Regions from separate parts of the Homo sapiens genome. Here region 2 is linked to region 1. The links are chromatin loops, found by intact Hi-C in ENCODE. Cell type or tissue: GM12878. All regions are shown on one strand. Each heading gives the region's core, and the rest is flanking DNA. Links, peaks and the distances in the headings are about the cores only.

Region 1 (8,337 bases), core at 120-8,119:
AGTATTAGGAGAAGCATAACATCAAGACTTGGTTTGATGTTGGGCATGCTGTTTTTTTGTGGCATCGTCTTCGGGAATAATGGCATTTAGCTATATACGAAGAAATATCTACAGAGCGAGCACCAGGCAGAGGCTAGCTGGTCCCCTAGCCAGCTAGGTGGTGTCATTCAGACTCCATCTTGCAGGAAGAATTATGGAGGTGCTAGAAATTTCAAGGGCAACCTCCTGTACACCCTTCTCTTCTCCACCTCTGCCCCTGCCCCCTTTAATTAGGTTGTTTGGTTTGTCCCTGACAGTAACCAAAGTTACCAGGGCCTATGCAGAAAGGAGACTTCTTGGTCTCTGTCTCCAGTGAGAGGATGAACACCTCGCAAGGGGTTAAACTCAGAGGGACCCTGGAGACCAGCGTTGCAGAGTACCCCTCCTGGGAGCCACTGTGGCTGAGTGACAGCTGAAAGGCTGGGAAGTGTCACCGAGAGACAGAGGAGGACCCAGCACTCTGGGTAGATTTTTATCACTTTCTTGAACACTTCAAATTACAAACATTAGTTCTGAGGCTTTGTTTCACAATTGGTGCCGCAGCAATTGGTTTTTGTTCATTGATTTACATGAACGCATATTGTAGTTGGTTTCTTAGGATACATAATTTGTGTCGAGAGGTTGCTTTTGTTCCTGGGAACTCTTGAGGGAATGTGGGAGAATGAAAATATCACCGCAATGCATCCCTCCCCTCCTGGGGATCTCATCTGTTGTTGGGGTGGGGGGCTGGCAACATCCACTTGTTCACAGGTCAGTGAGAAGCGAGAGGAGGTGACGGGTGTCTGTCTCTGTCTTGGCCCTATTTTCACTTTGGCCTCATGGTCAGGGCATTGTTGACATTTTGAGCTGGGGGTGGGAGGGCTGTCCTGTGCATTGTAGGGTAATTAACAGTGTCCTGGGATTGTACCCACTAGATGCCAGTGGCACCCCCTTCCCCAGTTTCAACAACCAAAAATGCCCCCAGATGTTGCCAGATGTCCTCTGGGGCAAAACCATCCCTGGTTGAGAACCACTGGCTCAGGATAACTAGAAACTCCACAGACCTAGACTACATGCCCAGATGTGGCACCTAGAGTGTAGGGTTCCTAGTGCCATGGAAGCATGTGGGCATTGGGGAAAGGGAGGAAGTTGGGGGAGAGTCACCCTCTAGGAAAAAAAAAATTCTCACCAGAAAAAAAAATAAAGTTAGCCAACTCTTATATAGACCTCATAGTGACCCGACACTAGACTAGAACACTTTTATCATCTAATTTTCCCAACAGTCCCATAAGAGAGATCCTCTCATTCTTTTCATTTTGTGGATGAGGAAACTCAGGCAAAGAAAAATTAAGTTGTTTGCCCAAGGCCAAAATCTAATTAGAAGCAAAACTGGGATTTGAACCTAGGTCTCCCTGGCATCTTGTACCTCGCCAGTGGATGGCTTAAGAGCATGGAGAAATCAACAGCCCCAGAACCTGTGCTCGCTCCCTTGGGAGGCTGTTATTGCATCTGCTGCAGCTGTGCCCACTGCCAGGATGCCTCTGGCCAGCTCTTTGCATAACAATGCTCAGAAAAAGAACCAAGAATGACCCTGCTTAAGGGCGCTGTGACTTAAGGAAATGCTCACTCTCCCAGAGGAGAACCGAGAACCTCACTTGGAGACACAGAATCCAGAATCCAGTGAACACCACTTGGCATCGGCCCTCCCAGGCTCAGTCCTTTGCTGCCTGCGAAGAGCGTGTGGCTTCCTCCGAAGGTGCCATGCCAGCGTCCTGCATTTAACCTCCCCCACTGGGGAGCCTTGTTTACTAAACAAAGCGACTGCACAGAATCGGGCCTCTGGGGAAGGCAGCAAGGTGGAAGGGCAGGGGTCAAGAAGCGGGGTCAAAGGGCTGAGACCCTGGGGAAAGCGGGAGATTAAACATCCTCCTTTTCAAATCGGGAGGTTCAGATAATTAATTGGTCCCCGAACATGAAAGCTTTCAATGATTGTCCTGGGCAGTGGCCATTCCGCCTTGCTTCTCGTCTGGCTTGCTGGGACCCTCTTCTGCACTGCCCAAGCTGGGGCCAGACCAGCTGATACCCAAGCGGACAGAGGTCTGGCCCAAAGGAGGCCTGTGCCAGTGTCTGTCCCCACAGAATCCCTTCTTCACTGTTACAGTGACAGTCTGCCTTTCACACAGACGGCCAACCTCTGGAAGGACCGGGCCTCTGAGGACAAGGAGAGTCAGGGATAGGGGGCCGCTTCCATGCTGGGACCACCATGGTGTACATGGCCTCCTGGCCAATTGGAACTCCCTGGCAGAGAGACGGCAACTGAGGGATCACGTCCTCCCTCGCTGCCCTGGGAGAATCTGAGTCTGGCTGATCCCATCAGGATTGCTCCCACTTTCTGAACCAGAAACACCCCAAAAGCCTTCTGACATCATGGTGATCCGTGAGAGTGGGGTGACAATTTCCCACATGGCATACCTGTGGGAAGGTGAGAGATGGGTACCTTGATGTCTTTTAAAATTCCTCTTTGACAAGGATGATGGTCATAAACATGAACGAGGACCACACACACACAGATGTTCACCTGCTGCCCTCAAGTCTCTTGCCCGTCATGATGTGTGATCCCATTTTACAGATGAGAAGACAGAGACTTCTCATGAGCACTCTCTGGAGTCAGGGGCTCCTGGCTGCACAGTGGTCTCTCTCGGGGGAACAAGAGAGACCTCCGAGAAGGCATGTTCTCCACCCTGGAGAGTGAGCTGCTGCAGGGCTGGGCCAGGGGAGGGAGTGATTGTGGAGCTGCAGCCTGAGTCTGTGGGGCAGAGGGCCCAGTTTGCCGGTGGCGGCCTTGCCTGTCCTCTGCAGGGCTCCCATGGGCTTGGGAAGGGGCCATGTGGAGAACCCTCCTGGGTGCTGAGGAGCCAGTCTCTGGGAGTGGCCATTCTGGGCAGGACTCCCCAGAACTGTGCTCAGGCCAAGGCCAGCTCTGGTAGAGTCAGGATGACCATTGGAAAGCCCCCAGAGGGGGCAAAACTTAGCCGTGGGGATTGGGCAGGGTAGGCGCAGGAAGCCAGAGGCCCCTGCCAAGGGAACAGTGCACCCCATTGGCAGGTCCTTGGTCAAGGGTGGGGCCCGGGGTGAGGGACTTGCACCAGTGCGGGAGGGGTGGGGGCGGGGTTGCTGATGACTGCTAAGTGCCCTAGCAATGAAGCTGAAAGGGCTCTCAGGCACCCCTTTCTTCTTTCCTGAAAGGATCAATCGCAGAGCTCTGCCTTTGTGTGTGTGATGGCCCTGCTGTGAAGTACACTTAAGGAATCAAGTTTTCTAAAATTCTATAAATCATTATTCCAGCCTCTTGCTCACCCGCTCCAAAATCATTCATCTGCTGAAATATTTAGCGATGGGTGCGTCTGCGCACACACACCCTGTAGGCAGGCATGCGGAAGAGGACATAGGAGCCGTGGCAGAGGTGTCCCAAGGCCTCTGCCTCTCTGCTGTCCCTTCACAGCGACCTTAACAGGCCCCATGATAGTCATGTGCAGGTGATCGTGACCAAATCTTGAGATGTGGCTTCCTCCGCCCCTCTCGAGGGCTCCATAAAAGGAAGTCCCCAGGGTACTGTGGTAACACCCTGGTGGCTCCCTCTGGGGTCCCAAAGAGGAAGGCGTGGGTGTGTGCACAGGTTTGTGGTCAGGTCTGCTAGGGTGGCCGGGGAACACCACCCTGTAGAAGTTGTTCCTGGCTCCTGTCCTCTGCACTGTTGGCCACTCTTAGCAAGCATCTGGGGAGAGCAGTGTTGTGCTGATGTGATGAGTTTAGCCTGTGAGTTGTGGGCTGGGCAGGGGAGACTGGAAGTGGTGGCCCTTTGGTGGACTTGGTTATTTGAGAGTGAGGGTTTTGGCCTGGTTCCTCTGTCCTCACCAGGGCTAGAAGCTCCAGTACTTTCCAGAATTTTCCACCCCTCCCTCCCTGTACACACACACCCTGACACATGACAGGGCAGACCACAGCAGCCACAGCCAATGTCCCTGAAAGGCAAGGCAGGCCTGATTGATTTGCAGTGGTTGATCTGTGTAATGTCCCTTCTCCCCAAGCACCCATCTCGCCTGCAGAGGTGCTACATTACTTCGCAGGCCTGGCTGCCAGCCTGACACCCTACGCCCTGGAGGATGCTTGGGAGGTTACAGGTGCAACAAGCAAAATGAAAATCCATAGTTTTAAACCTTTATGAATTGAGAATGTGAACCTGGCAAATGGACCCGGAGTTACTAACGGACAATTGGTGTAACCAGCCCATCCATCCTCCAGGACCTGGCAAGGCCATTTCCGTGAACTGCTGGCTCCTAAACACGGAGCCTTCCCTGAGCCTGCCTTCCCTCCCCCTTCTCAGAGTCAGGAAAACAGATGCAGGCATGGGAAAAAGACCTGCAGACGGCCTGCCAGGGGCCCCCCGGCTCTGTGTGCCCAGGTGAGGCCTTAGGAGGAGGCAGCAGTGGGTGTCGGGGAGGGGATTCAGGCCTCCTGGGCTGTCCAGGGCTTTAGCCAACCATCAATGGGCGAAACAGAGCCGCTATCCTGACTTCCACATACAAGCATTAGAAATCTCCTCTTGTACAAAGGAAGACCATATCCCAACCATACATGTGCACTTGACTCAATGGCTGTGCTATCAAGTGGGAGGGACATCCAGCCCTGGGTCCCCCCGGTCCTAGCCATCTGTATGTACTAAGGACACTGTCTCTCAGAGCCTGCAAACATGCCATCCCTGCAATACCCATGAGTCACTCACCTTCTCAGAGGAGCCTTTTCTGGCAATTCTGTTGAATGTTGCCCCAACCCTGTATTCCCTACACACTGCCTGCTTTATTTTCTCTATAGCTGTGGTCACAATTGGACGGACTGTATATTTTACTTATTTGTGGGTTTCATATCTGTTTTTCTCCTCTAGGACAGAAGCTCCATGAGGGCTGGAATTATCGTCTGTTCTGTTTGCTATTTTTTCCAAGCACCTAGAAAATTACCTGGCACATAGTAGGTGAATAATAAGTATTTGTTGAGTGAATAAATGAATGGTTGGATGTCCCAGAGGTGTGAGGCTTTTCCTTGTTTGAACCCCAGCACTCTGATCTCCACCCTCTAGAGGGGATTGTCCCTTTCCTGTTGCTGCTTCATTAGCTGTCGTGACCTTGCCAGGACCTGCCTGCTCGGCTGCCTTCCCACTCTTTTTTCTCCTGTCCAGCCCCGCGCCATTCTCATGCTCCTGGTACATGAGAGCAGTTTACTGTTCTGCTCCCGTCTGGGTGTTCTCTCTTTTCCTGCAGGCCCAAGATCACTAATTAAATGAAGGGACTTGGCGTTTTTCTCCCTGCATGCCCCCATCCTTCACCAAGCACCCCCCAACCCCAACACTTGGACACAACTGATGCTGAGTTGGAAGTTTCCTAAAAGTTACTGTGGACTTTCCCTCTAGACAGCAGCATGAGCTGCTCCGCACCTTCACAAACAAGGGAACAAGGGGACAAGTTCAGCCCTTTGAGGATTAAACTCTGAAATCAACCCATGATTGATGGGGGCAGAGATAAACAGCCCTGAGAAGCAGAAGGGACACAAAAGAAGTGATCAATAAATGTTAGCTTCCTTCTGCTGTGGTCTGAATGTTTGTGTCCCTTCAAAATTCATATCTTCATACCTAATCTCCAATGAGATAGTGTTAAGGGGTGGAGCTTTGGGCGGAGTCCTCATGAATGGGATTAGTGCCTTTAAAATATAGGCCTGAGGAAGTTTGTTTTCCCTTCTGCCATGTGAGCACACAGCTGGAAGGTGCCATCTATGAGGCAGAGCATGGGTCCTCGCCAGACACCAAATCTGTTGTCACCTTGATCTTGGACTTCCCAGCCTCCAGAACTGTGAGCAACAAGTTTCTGTTGTTTATAAATTATCCAGTCCAAGAAACTGTGTTACAGCAGCCTGAATGGACTAAGACACCTTCCTTTTCCCTTCATTTTCTCACTGCACGAGTCTGGGGTATTTGTTCATCAGATGATGTGTCAGTCAGGATGAGTTAGGTGATCATGCTGCAGTAACTAACAAAAGATTATTTCTAGATTATGCTATGGTCATGAAAGTTTCTTTCTGCCTCATGCTACAGATCCCCCATGGCTGAGGAGTTTTGTTGTAGTTCTCTTCATTCTGCACTGCAGGCAGATACAAGAGTGAGTATCTTTGACATTCCCTGTTGCAGAGAGAAAGAGAATGTATCATGAGTGGGTGCTTTCTTAAGTCTACCCAGGAAGTGACATTTATATTCCCACTCACTTTTCACTGGCTTGAACATGTCACATGGCTATGTGGAGCAGGAAGGGCAATCTTGCCATGTGCCCCAGGGGAGATCCGGAAGTCATCTGATGAATAGCACTGACTCCCACCGTGAGAGGCCTTTTTCTGAAAGAAGGGGTGCACTGGGTCACTGCCGACACTTTTCCTGTTTTGAGGAACCTGTGAGTCCCTGTCTGTTTTCATGCCAGCCTTGCTGAGGAGCCCCAGGAATCTTCCCCTAGTCTGTCTGGGCTCCTCTGCAACAGTCTGCTCTGAAGGCAGCTCTTGTTCTTTGCCTCCCACAGGCGCCCTGATGGCTCCAGAGGGCAGCCTCTCGGTGACAGGGCTGTTTTTATGGATTGCTGAGGTTGGATGGAGGTTGATCAGCAGAATGGCCCACATCCTACGGTCACTCACCTTTGGCCTGAGCCCAGTTGTAGGGTGCTGCTGCTGCACCTGCAGAGGAAAGGGGGCAGGTGGCCAGGGTTGCAGACTTAGGCCCACTTGCTCTGGGGCCCAGGCCAGAAAGCACCAATTCTGAGGCTCCATCAAAGACCCTCTTCAGGGGCACAGGGCTTAGGAAGGCAGTGAATGCCTCCTAAGAGGCAGAGTTGGTTTGGGAACTCGCGTCTTTTTCTCTTTGTTAAAAAAAAAAAAAGACTGACTTGGCACATCATTTCAGTAGCGCTCTTTTCAGCAGATCAGACCCTCTGGTTCTTCTATCTTTTCAACACATGCCAATCTTGGATGAACCCAATTATCTGCCTTCATTCAAGGAGCTGAGGACTGTTGGAGGAAGTCTCACAATAGGACAGACAGATGGATGCCACTGGAAACGTACAAACTCCAATCTCAAATAAAGCCTCAAAACTGCCCAGCAACCCTACAGTGGTTCTCTGCCAACTTTCCCTCCTTCGCTCTCCAGAGTGATGAGTTCAGAACTTTGCCATTGCCTTCACACTTTCAAGCTCTTCCATCCTTGCCTTTCTTCTCACTCTTGACAGCATTTCTCAAAGTTCTTATTCTGGAAAACACTTTAAAATACTTTCTAGGTCTGATGTAACTCATGCATAAAATTTATTTAATCTATGGATTGTGGTACATTAACATAATCAGGAAATTATAGATATTATAAACCAATAAAATGTCAATGCGTTTTTGAGTAGGAAAAAAAAAAGCCGGTGGGGCGGGGGAGTGGGGAGTGGGGTGGGGCATGGAAGGGAAATGCCTGAGAGTCACCAAAGGCTATGGAGATGTCAAGTTTCTTTCAAGACAGGCTTTTAATGAAGGAAGTGAAAATAGAGCAGATGAAAAAAATACACGTGCAATGTAATCAAGGCAAATGCATCTTCACAAATGCCTTTTCTAAGTTGTTAGTGATACAAAAGCCGCGGTAGAATCTGTTTCCTTGTGAGCCTTCTGGTGGTTTTGAACTATTTAAAACACACCAAAATGCAGACGGAAGGGAGCACCATGGAGCACAACAGACTGCAGGACGTTTGTGCGGAGGGGCACTGTGTGGCACGCGGCAAAGGTGTCGAAACTTAAAATAGAGCATCACTTCTTCCGAAACAGGAAAATATTCATGGGGGATTTTGCTCTCTTTTTGTATACATGTTCTATGTGGCTCTTTTCTCCCTTTTTTCGTTAGCTATATGGCAGAAAAGTTACCAGGAACCTGCATGGAAGTGGCACAGATGCCTTAGTGGATCTGGAATGTTAAAAAACAAGCTATATTTTTAAAAAAACTAGTGTAGTGAGATATAATTCACATACCATGCACTTCATCCATTTAAAGCATATAATTCAATGATTCTAGTGTATTCACAGTTGTGTATCCATCACCACAATCAACTTTGGAACATTTTCACTACCCTAGAAAGCAACCCCCCACCTTTTAGCCATCACTCCCCAATCTCTCTATCTCTCCCAGCCAAAGGAAAACACTTGCCTATCTTTTGTCTCAATAGGTTTATCTATCTGGGCATATCATATAAGCAGAATCATAAA
Region 2 (8,337 bases), core at 183-8,182, 54 kb before region 1:
GGTTCAAAACTATCCCTGTTAACTTGTTTTTAATGGTATTTGATTTATGTGTGTGCCCAAACCTCCCACATGTGTGTGGATGTATATTTACTAATTGCAGCTATATACATTTAAATACAGTGTTATTGGTAGAAAATGAAGCATAAAGCATGAGCAGTGTATAATTATTAAGGAGATGAAATTATAGTCTTTAACTCCTTCCAGAACAGGGATTTTTATAACGCAGCTTTGATTGTTTTTTATTTCAGATGAGCAAAGTTCCTGGATACTTCTGGTGATCAGTTTCTTACCTTTCTAACTAATTGTAAAATTTTTCCCTGTGGTGGACATAAATGAATTAGCACATTGGTTTGCCTATTAATATATGCTTTTTCTTTGGGCTCATGCTGCCCTCCCCAACTAGGAGGCAGGTGGACACCTCAGAACAAGATTGAAGCCCTTGGAGAGTTCCCTCAATGAGAGAACGTCTGTTGCTTTGCTTATTTTTCTAAGCTGATTTTATAAACAAAGAAGATAACAGCATCTAATACCCATGACGTAACTTGTTCAACATTGAATGCATTTGTGTGTGTACTTGTAATTGTCCTGTGAAATGCTTATCATTCATGATATCTGAATTTTATTTTAGACAATCCATGGACACAAGGGACCAATCACTGCAGTGGCTTTTGCTCCTGATGGAAGATATCTTGCCACCTACTCAAACACTGACAGCCACATTTCTTTTTGGCAGGTAAGAGTAGATGCTCCAGGGTCTTAAAGCATATACTGCGTGATATGCCTTTGGTAGTAAGCCTTCCTGTTGAGCCTACCTGCCGGCCCTCCTTCCTGTCCTCCCTCCCTCCTTGCAGCAAACATCCAGTCTGTATTGATTGCTGATGATGTGCCAGGCACTAGCATGCAGGGTGCTGAGAATACAATTAGCAATCTGGAAAGAGGGGCATCTGCTCTCATGGAGCTTGCAGTCTGAAGTAGACATACATAAATAAGCAAGCAATTATGGTCCCAGGGGAGCCTGAGAATAAGGTGGTGGGAAGGCTTTTCAGGGGAAGTGACACCTAAACTGAGGCTTGAGTGATGTGGAGGAAGGGCTCAGTGTTCAGGGTGGGTCAGGAGGTGTGGGTGGTTAAGAAGGGGGCACAGGTGCATGAGTAGCCGTGAGCAAGGGCCGGCATGTTTGAGGGCCTGGCCTGAGAGGAATCGGGCAGGAGAAGCCTCGCTGGCTTCAGCTATTCATTTACACGAGGCCTTCACACTTGGTCCCTGGGTCTGTGACTCTAACAGGGTGTAGGGCATAGGATAATAAGGTGTTTTCCTAGTGTTCACCTCATGTCCCTTTTATAATTATCTCATTTTTCTTTGCATTCTGAATTTCCCACATAATACTCATAATGCTCAAACTGTTCAGAACATTTCTTAAGATCTCACGTAGTCTTTGGTAAGCAGTTCATGAGAATGCCTATGTTTAGTTCTGAATAAAATGAACATTAATTTTGAGCAACTAATTTTGGCAATAGAATATGTTTGATCCTCACTGCTTAATTTCTATCCCATCTTCTTTTTAATTACCTTACTCTTTTAGTCCTGAAAATTACCAAGAAATTAAACACCCCCAAAAAAGTTAATTTAAAATTTTGTTGTTACCTTTATTTTCTTAGAATGCCAGTATGTTTTATGAGATTCAGTTTATTGCTTTGAAATCTAAAACAAAACAAAATAAAAGTTTAAACAAGGCTTCAGCATAACTGGGTGATAGTTGGAAAAAATCAATAGGTAATAAAATGTAAAATGGATACAATAAATTACTTAAGTAACAACGTGCTATTAAAGCATGACAACTTCAAAATCTGTCAGACTTCTTCTACTTTTATCTAATTTAGTTTTCCAGTTTATTTTCTCATTAGCCTTTCTTCCAGAATATATCTCCAGCATCTTAATTCGCTCATATTAAACTCCCTTTATCAGAGATCTCACCCAGCCCTCATTTTCCCAGTGAGTATCCACAGCACTGGTGTTTTCCACTCCTGAAATTCCACAGTGATTCCATTAGGTGTCCAGAAACTGGGCTTTTGCAGCAGTGGTTCTTTAAGGATTTTACCTACTGATTTTTTTGGGGTCCCCCCCGCCGCCACTCGTGTCTAACTCAATGGCCTCTGTTATGTCAGCTGTACCTTCATACAAATTTTCTTTTATTTCCTGTTCTCTTGGGATCTTGGAGGAATATTTATATAAAGCTCCACTCATTCCACATTTATTGGATGTCTGAGTGGTAGGTACTGGCCTGTGCATTAGAGACACAGAGATCAGTAAGTCATGGGTCCGTGCTTGCCAGAAACCTGTGTTCTGTCCAGGGTTTCTTCTTTGGAATAAACAAACAAAACATCTCTTTTTTCCAACTTTCTTTCTGCTAAGAAAACATAATTTCTTATATAAGAAATACCTCACATATTAGCCAGATTTGAAACTTTTCCCAGTATTTTCAGGAGTATTTTAAATGAAATTTTCTAAATGTTAAATTATCTTTTTCCCCTAAGATCTTCAAGGTTTTATTTGGATATGCTCATCCCTTCCTTGAATATTTTTCTATTTATATCAAAATTACTGCCCAGGTCACTGATGGGATTATGGGTAACATCCTTTTCACTTAGAGACCAAGCTCGTTTATTAGATGGCTTCCTTTTCAGGTAACATCTTTTTGTCTTCCAGTTCCTCTCTGAAGCCTCCTGCTGTTGACTCTGGGCTTTGCCAAGCGCACTCACATCTGTGTGCCTGGACACGTGGCTTTGCACACAGTGGGGCTGCAGTACATGTCCTTAATCCACAAGCTCACCTACTCCAAGGGCTGCTTCCTGTTATTTGCACATGCCAAAGCCAAAGCAGCCCAGGCAACACCCAGGTCATTCTTGCCTCTAAAACCAATGTCGGAATTTAACATACAGCCCATTTCTTCATGTTTATGTTGTACCAAACTCAGTCTTGAAATTTTAATGGAAGATACAAAAACAAGTCCTTTCAGCTTTCTCAGGAAAATGCAATGAAATCTCTTCCAGAATTGTAGTTGTCTTATTTGAATTAAGAGTCCAAAAAACAGTATTAGATCTACTGCTGCTCTCCCCAAATGGGCTTTGCTGATTTATTTAGATACATGTTGTTTCGTTGTAATGATGTATCAGAATACTTTTATATTATTCCAGTAAGTGTACTGTAATATATTTTGAAAAGTTAATGAAGTCTTATTAATACAGAGCCTTACTAAAGCTATCAGCTATTAAAATCTTTGCTGAGAAATGAGTGTTAATGAGAAATATTGGTTGGATAATTACTCAAGTGAGACTTAGTAAGGTCTGTGTGCAGCATTACTTACATTGGGAATAGCATTAAAACATTTCCTGTTGTGATGAATTATAGCTGTGTTTCTGTGTGTTCAGAAAATAATCTTCAAAGAACCAGTTTTGTGAAGCGTTTATTTTTGAAGGGAAGAAAAAAGCCAAAGTTACACTTGAGTGAATTTACATTCTCATCTATCAAATGATGTAATTTGGCAGTCTTTCAAGCCCTTTGATTTTCTAACCCCGTTTTCTACAATTTGAATATTTCACTTCTCTGTATCCATTGGCATTTGAGCAAGAGGAGGAGTTTAGTAATGAAATACAGTCACAATTCTCTCACCCAAATCTTACCACCACTGTCCAGCAAATATCCTTTTTCAGAAATGCTGATAATAAATTAGGTAGATACTGGTTTCGTTTATTTTTATTTACTCCATTGTATAGTAGAATACTATTCAGCCATTTAAAAGGAATAATGTAAATTTGTAGTCATTAACAAGAGAAGACTGCCATCAGCATTTTGTTGAACAAAAAGGCAAATTATGAAACTACATTTTAATATAAGCTTGTTTATATAAAATTTATTAACTCTGCTTCTCTTCATCTTTATGTATATGTGGAGGTCTGGAAGGTTGTTTACCAAAATTTTAACAGTGACTGTCTTTGGGAAAAGATATTTCAGGGGTTTTTTGCTTTCCTTTTTGTACTTTTCTTTATTATTTGAATTTTCCACAATGAGTATTTACTATCTTTGCAATCAGGAAAAAGTGAATGTTACCAAATCTCATAATTCCACATAGTTTGCATTCATTCAAGGCTCAAGATGTCCTTACTCGAGCATCGTTTGTATCCAGTCGCTGTTCAAGAAAACATTAATATTGAAAAAATTGTTAGTTGTTTCAGAGAGAGTCATTTGTCTGAGTTTATTGGAAAAATTAATACCGTTACTATAATACTTCACATTCATGCCGAATTTGAAGAGGTCATAGGGAAAGGATGATCTTGAGCAATGCATTTTAGTGAACATGGGGGTCTTTATCGTTCCACATGTTATGTCCCTTACAGGATTTCACATATCCCTATTCTCAGACAGGAATAGGGATATGTGAGCTATGATAGTTATGTCCCTTATAGAATTTCACATATCCCTATTCTCAGGCAGGAATAGGGATATGTGAGCTATGATAGTTATGTCCCTTATAGAATTTCACATATCCCTATTCTCAGACAGGAATAGGGATATGTGAACTATGATAGTTATGTCCCTTACAGGATTTCACATATCCCTATTCTCAGACAGGAATAGGGATATGTGAGCTATGATAGTTATGTCCCTTATAGAATTTCACATATCCCTATTCTCAGACAGGAATAGGGATATGTGAGCTATGATAGTTATGTCCCTTACAGGATTTCACATATCCCTATTCTCAGGCAGGAATAGGGATATGTGAACTATGATAGTTATGTCCCTTATAGAATTTCACAAATCCCTATTCTCAGGCAGGAAGGCTATTTGACCTGACCAAAGGCATTTATCAAAGTAGGGATGGCTCAGGTTATAAGAGGAACCCAGTTGTAATGGCCTTTTCTAAAATCTTTACATCTAGAGTATTCCCATGAGATATTCTCTCCCTTTTCATGTTTAGCTCTCAACCCATTTTTTGTTCCTGGCTAAATTTGAAGAGAGGAATTAAAAATAAGGAAGTGTCTGAGCATTATATGCCCCTTGCATTTTGAATTACCAGCAGAAGTCAAGCTTCATACATATATTCATAGAAAATCCATAAAGAATGAAAAATACCTTGTAGTTATTTATCAACTGAGAAATTAGATTTTTTCTAAAACACACTACGCCTGTTGATGCCAGTTAATGTTAACCAGCAATCTTCTGTGTCATTTGGATCTATCAAATTAAGCTCATCATCATTATTTATATTTTAACTATTTGGGAACATCCAAGAAAGCAATAAGGCATTGATTTTTATCTTCTGTGAAGTTTTTGGGAAAAGGAGAGAAGGAAGCAAAGAAACACGCTTCTGAAAGGGTGACAGTAAGGAACTGCCTGGCTGGAAACAGGAACCGAACTTTAACAGAAAGAGTTAACAATAACCATACATTTGGTTTTAAAATGTGACCTCGTACACTAGTGATTTTTTTTCACCTCTGTGTTGTGTTCAGCGCTATTATTAATGCAGGAAAATCAGTAACATTAGTCATCTTAAAAGGGTTATTACTCAAGATGATTTAAATTGTGAAAATGTCAGTGGAGCCTGCACACACTCTGCTAGAGATGCCATGATTTACGCCCTCTGACACCATCCTGCTGCTGAGAAGGGCTAGAAAAAGGAATGGCTTGTGTTTTGCACTGATCCACATGCAGGGGATGATGTCAGTGATAACGCATCTTAAATGTCCTAGGATTTGCCAGAGTTTCATGGATCAACCATTTGTAGATGTTGGATCATAATCTGCATGCTTCATGCAAATCTCTAGAATCTTACATCGAGATGGAGGTTATACTGGAGAGAAGCATTGGAAATGAAAATTAGTACAAAGAAAAAGTGTTATTTCCAAGGCTTCTTTCCAGATTTTCAGTATTCTTTCCATGTGATATTATAATAGCACACATAATGCTATTGAAGATATTTTAAGTAATATTTAGAATCTAAAGAAATCTTCAGACTCAGTTGCTTAGGAAACAGTTCACTTAGACAGCTACCATTCAGTATTTAGTACTTCAACCTGAATGCATAGTTGTTCATGATTCATAATTTCCATGTTGTTTTTCATTTATGTGGCTGGATTAAGAAAACCTAAAATTTAAATCCAGAAAAACTGCCAAAAAGCAGAAGTTATCAATTGATAAAAAGGTATTGTCAATAAAATATTAACAGCAGACTCTCCTTAGTATGATAGCAAAACAGTGAGGCACAGACATAGTGTTGAGATGAAATTGATTCTGGTTCTGCACTTTATAATAAGCAAGAGCTTTCCAGAAAGCGAGTTTTTAAAAAGCAAGTGAAGAGTGAAGGTATTAGTAGGTGGGAAATGGGGGTGGAAGGGAGTCTTGAGCTTTATTTGATCCAATTGTCACTCTATCTACTGCTTAACTTTGCTTCCTTTTCTTGAACTAATTACAAATCCCAAAACTTGTCTTCGCTGACTCATCCTTCAGGGAGTGAGTGCAGTTAGCATTGTGGTAAAGAACATGAAAGTCTTCAGTTTTAAATATCCACAATTTCCAAATATCTGTGTTGTCTAAATGAACCATTTTATTAAGAGGTATAATTTAGCCCTCTTCCTAAAGATCCATGGACTCTCCTTTTGTCAGGTTCTACCCCTATAAAATTCCTCTAGATTTCTGCATTTACCATAACAGCATCGGAACAATTCCAAGCACACTGAAAGGAACTTTTGAGAGGTTAAGAACAAGCTTAGGTGAAGGAGAATAACCATGATGGAGGGGAAAGTAGCCAGGAGAGATCGACCCAGTCTCTGTGATAGGGAAAGGGAGAGGGCTGTTCAAGTGACACATGTGCTCTCCTGTCCCTCCAGATGAACACGTCACTGCTGGGAAGCATCGGCATGCTGAACTCGGCACCTCAGCTGCGCTGCATTAAAACCTACCAGGTGCCCCCTGTGCAGCCCGCGTCCCCCGGCTCCCACAATGCCCTCAAGCTGGCCCGGCTCATCTGGACTTCCAACCGCAACGTCATCCTCATGGCCCATGACGGGAAGGAGCACCGCTTCATGGTCTAATGCTGCTGCCTGCCGCCGTGACTGCGTTTTAGTTCTCTAAATTATCCAAGCCGATGTTGCTCTGTCCTTCCTCACACCAGATTGTTCCCAGGGGCCTGCCCACCCCAGTGCCATCCAGTGGCACGGCCGGGTCTTGTCACTTGTGCATGCTTCTCAGGGGCAGAACCCGCTCGTGCCATCTGTCGATTCAGAGGCACGCACACATGCTCTGCAGGATGTGGCCATCCTGTCACCAGGTAGTTTTTCCCTGCCAGAGATGGCAGGGGAAAGCCAGTGGTTCCTGGGAACGCTCTTGTTGCTTGGTGCAACAGAAGCACAAAAATCAATAAACACTGTGATTGCACTCCCAGCCCAGATCAGCATTTTTAGCCATCTCAACCGCACCTCTGAAGTGCTGCTTGAATCTGGCCGTTCTGACACTGGGTGTTGAGGTCATGTGGCAGTCCTCACGATTGAAATTATTGCCCTTTGAATTACCTAAAATATTGTTTACCAAAAAGATTCTGTGTTTACATGTTCTTTTCTTCTGGTGATTGCTAGGAAATTACTCAATCCAATTTCCTAGGGTTTAGCTACCACCTTCTTTATCAACAGCTAACCAATTTGAGATTCATGATTAATTATGTACACAAAAATATTTTCCTTGTAGAAAATAGTTTTCCAGACACTTAGCCTTCTGAAGTGCTCATCTCTTGCTTAAATGATAGTCTATTTAGTAGTTTAAAATAAAAATAATCACTCCCTATGATCTAGTTAATGTAATTATCCAGTCACTGTAACTAATCTCTTGAAGGGACTTTTGTGATAAAGAGCCAAGTTCAGAAGCATAGCGTGTACCGAAAATGAAGACTCTCCTATCTACTGCTACAGATCCTGTTGAAGAAAGAGCTTACCCCTTTCCCCCGGAAAACTTGCAATCCTGTAGTTCCCATATGTGTGGCATATGTCAGTTATGAAATTATTATAATTCAGCCTTCAAACTACTACTGATCAACTAAAGGAAAGCTAATAAGGTATTTCTTTTAAACAAGTATTCTGGAAAAGTAATAACTATGGCACAAATGTTCAGGAGTGTATATAAAAATATGTGGGCTCTCGATTTATTTGAGCAAACATTGCAATGAGGGTGTTCATTATGCTTCTAAGTAAGCTTTAACTAGACCACTTTCTTCTTATGTCAGATTGTGCTGGTTCTAGCTCATAATAATGAAAAAAATAGAATTATATTTTGTATGAATTGTTTCTA

The links. Peaks named below come from ENCODE experiments on the same cell type or tissue, not always from the same donor. Only the 100,000 strongest peaks of a DNase experiment are listed, where the experiment ranks them.
Region 2: a loop joins it to region 1, with 5 times the contacts of the local background. A loop is called at or near these places in 2 of 110 quality-filtered maps.

What each region holds. Positions count from the first base shown.
Region 1 is chr18:57,074,344-57,082,680 of GRCh38, forward strand. No RefSeq gene overlaps it. Among named protein-coding and RNA genes, the nearest start is that of LINC-ROR, 6.4 kb to the left of the region's middle. RefSeq lists enhancers at 2,131-3,080, 3,081-4,030, 3,676-3,745, 4,031-4,979. In GM12878, for the core only: a CTCF peak has its summit at 4,132; a DNase peak (open chromatin) is centred at 3,668; H3K27ac peaks cover 597 bases.
Region 2 is chr18:57,020,117-57,028,453 of GRCh38, forward strand. WDR7 (WD repeat domain 7) reads left to right here. Exons shown (of 28, transcript NM_015285.3): 27 at 629-733; 28 at 6,888-8,337. The coding sequence ends at 7,091. Among named protein-coding and RNA genes, the nearest start is that of WDR7-OT1, 16 kb to the right of the region's middle. In GM12878, for the core only: no CTCF peak of the experiment used is centred there; DNase peaks (open chromatin) are centred at 975 and 3,525; H3K4me3 peaks cover 396 bases.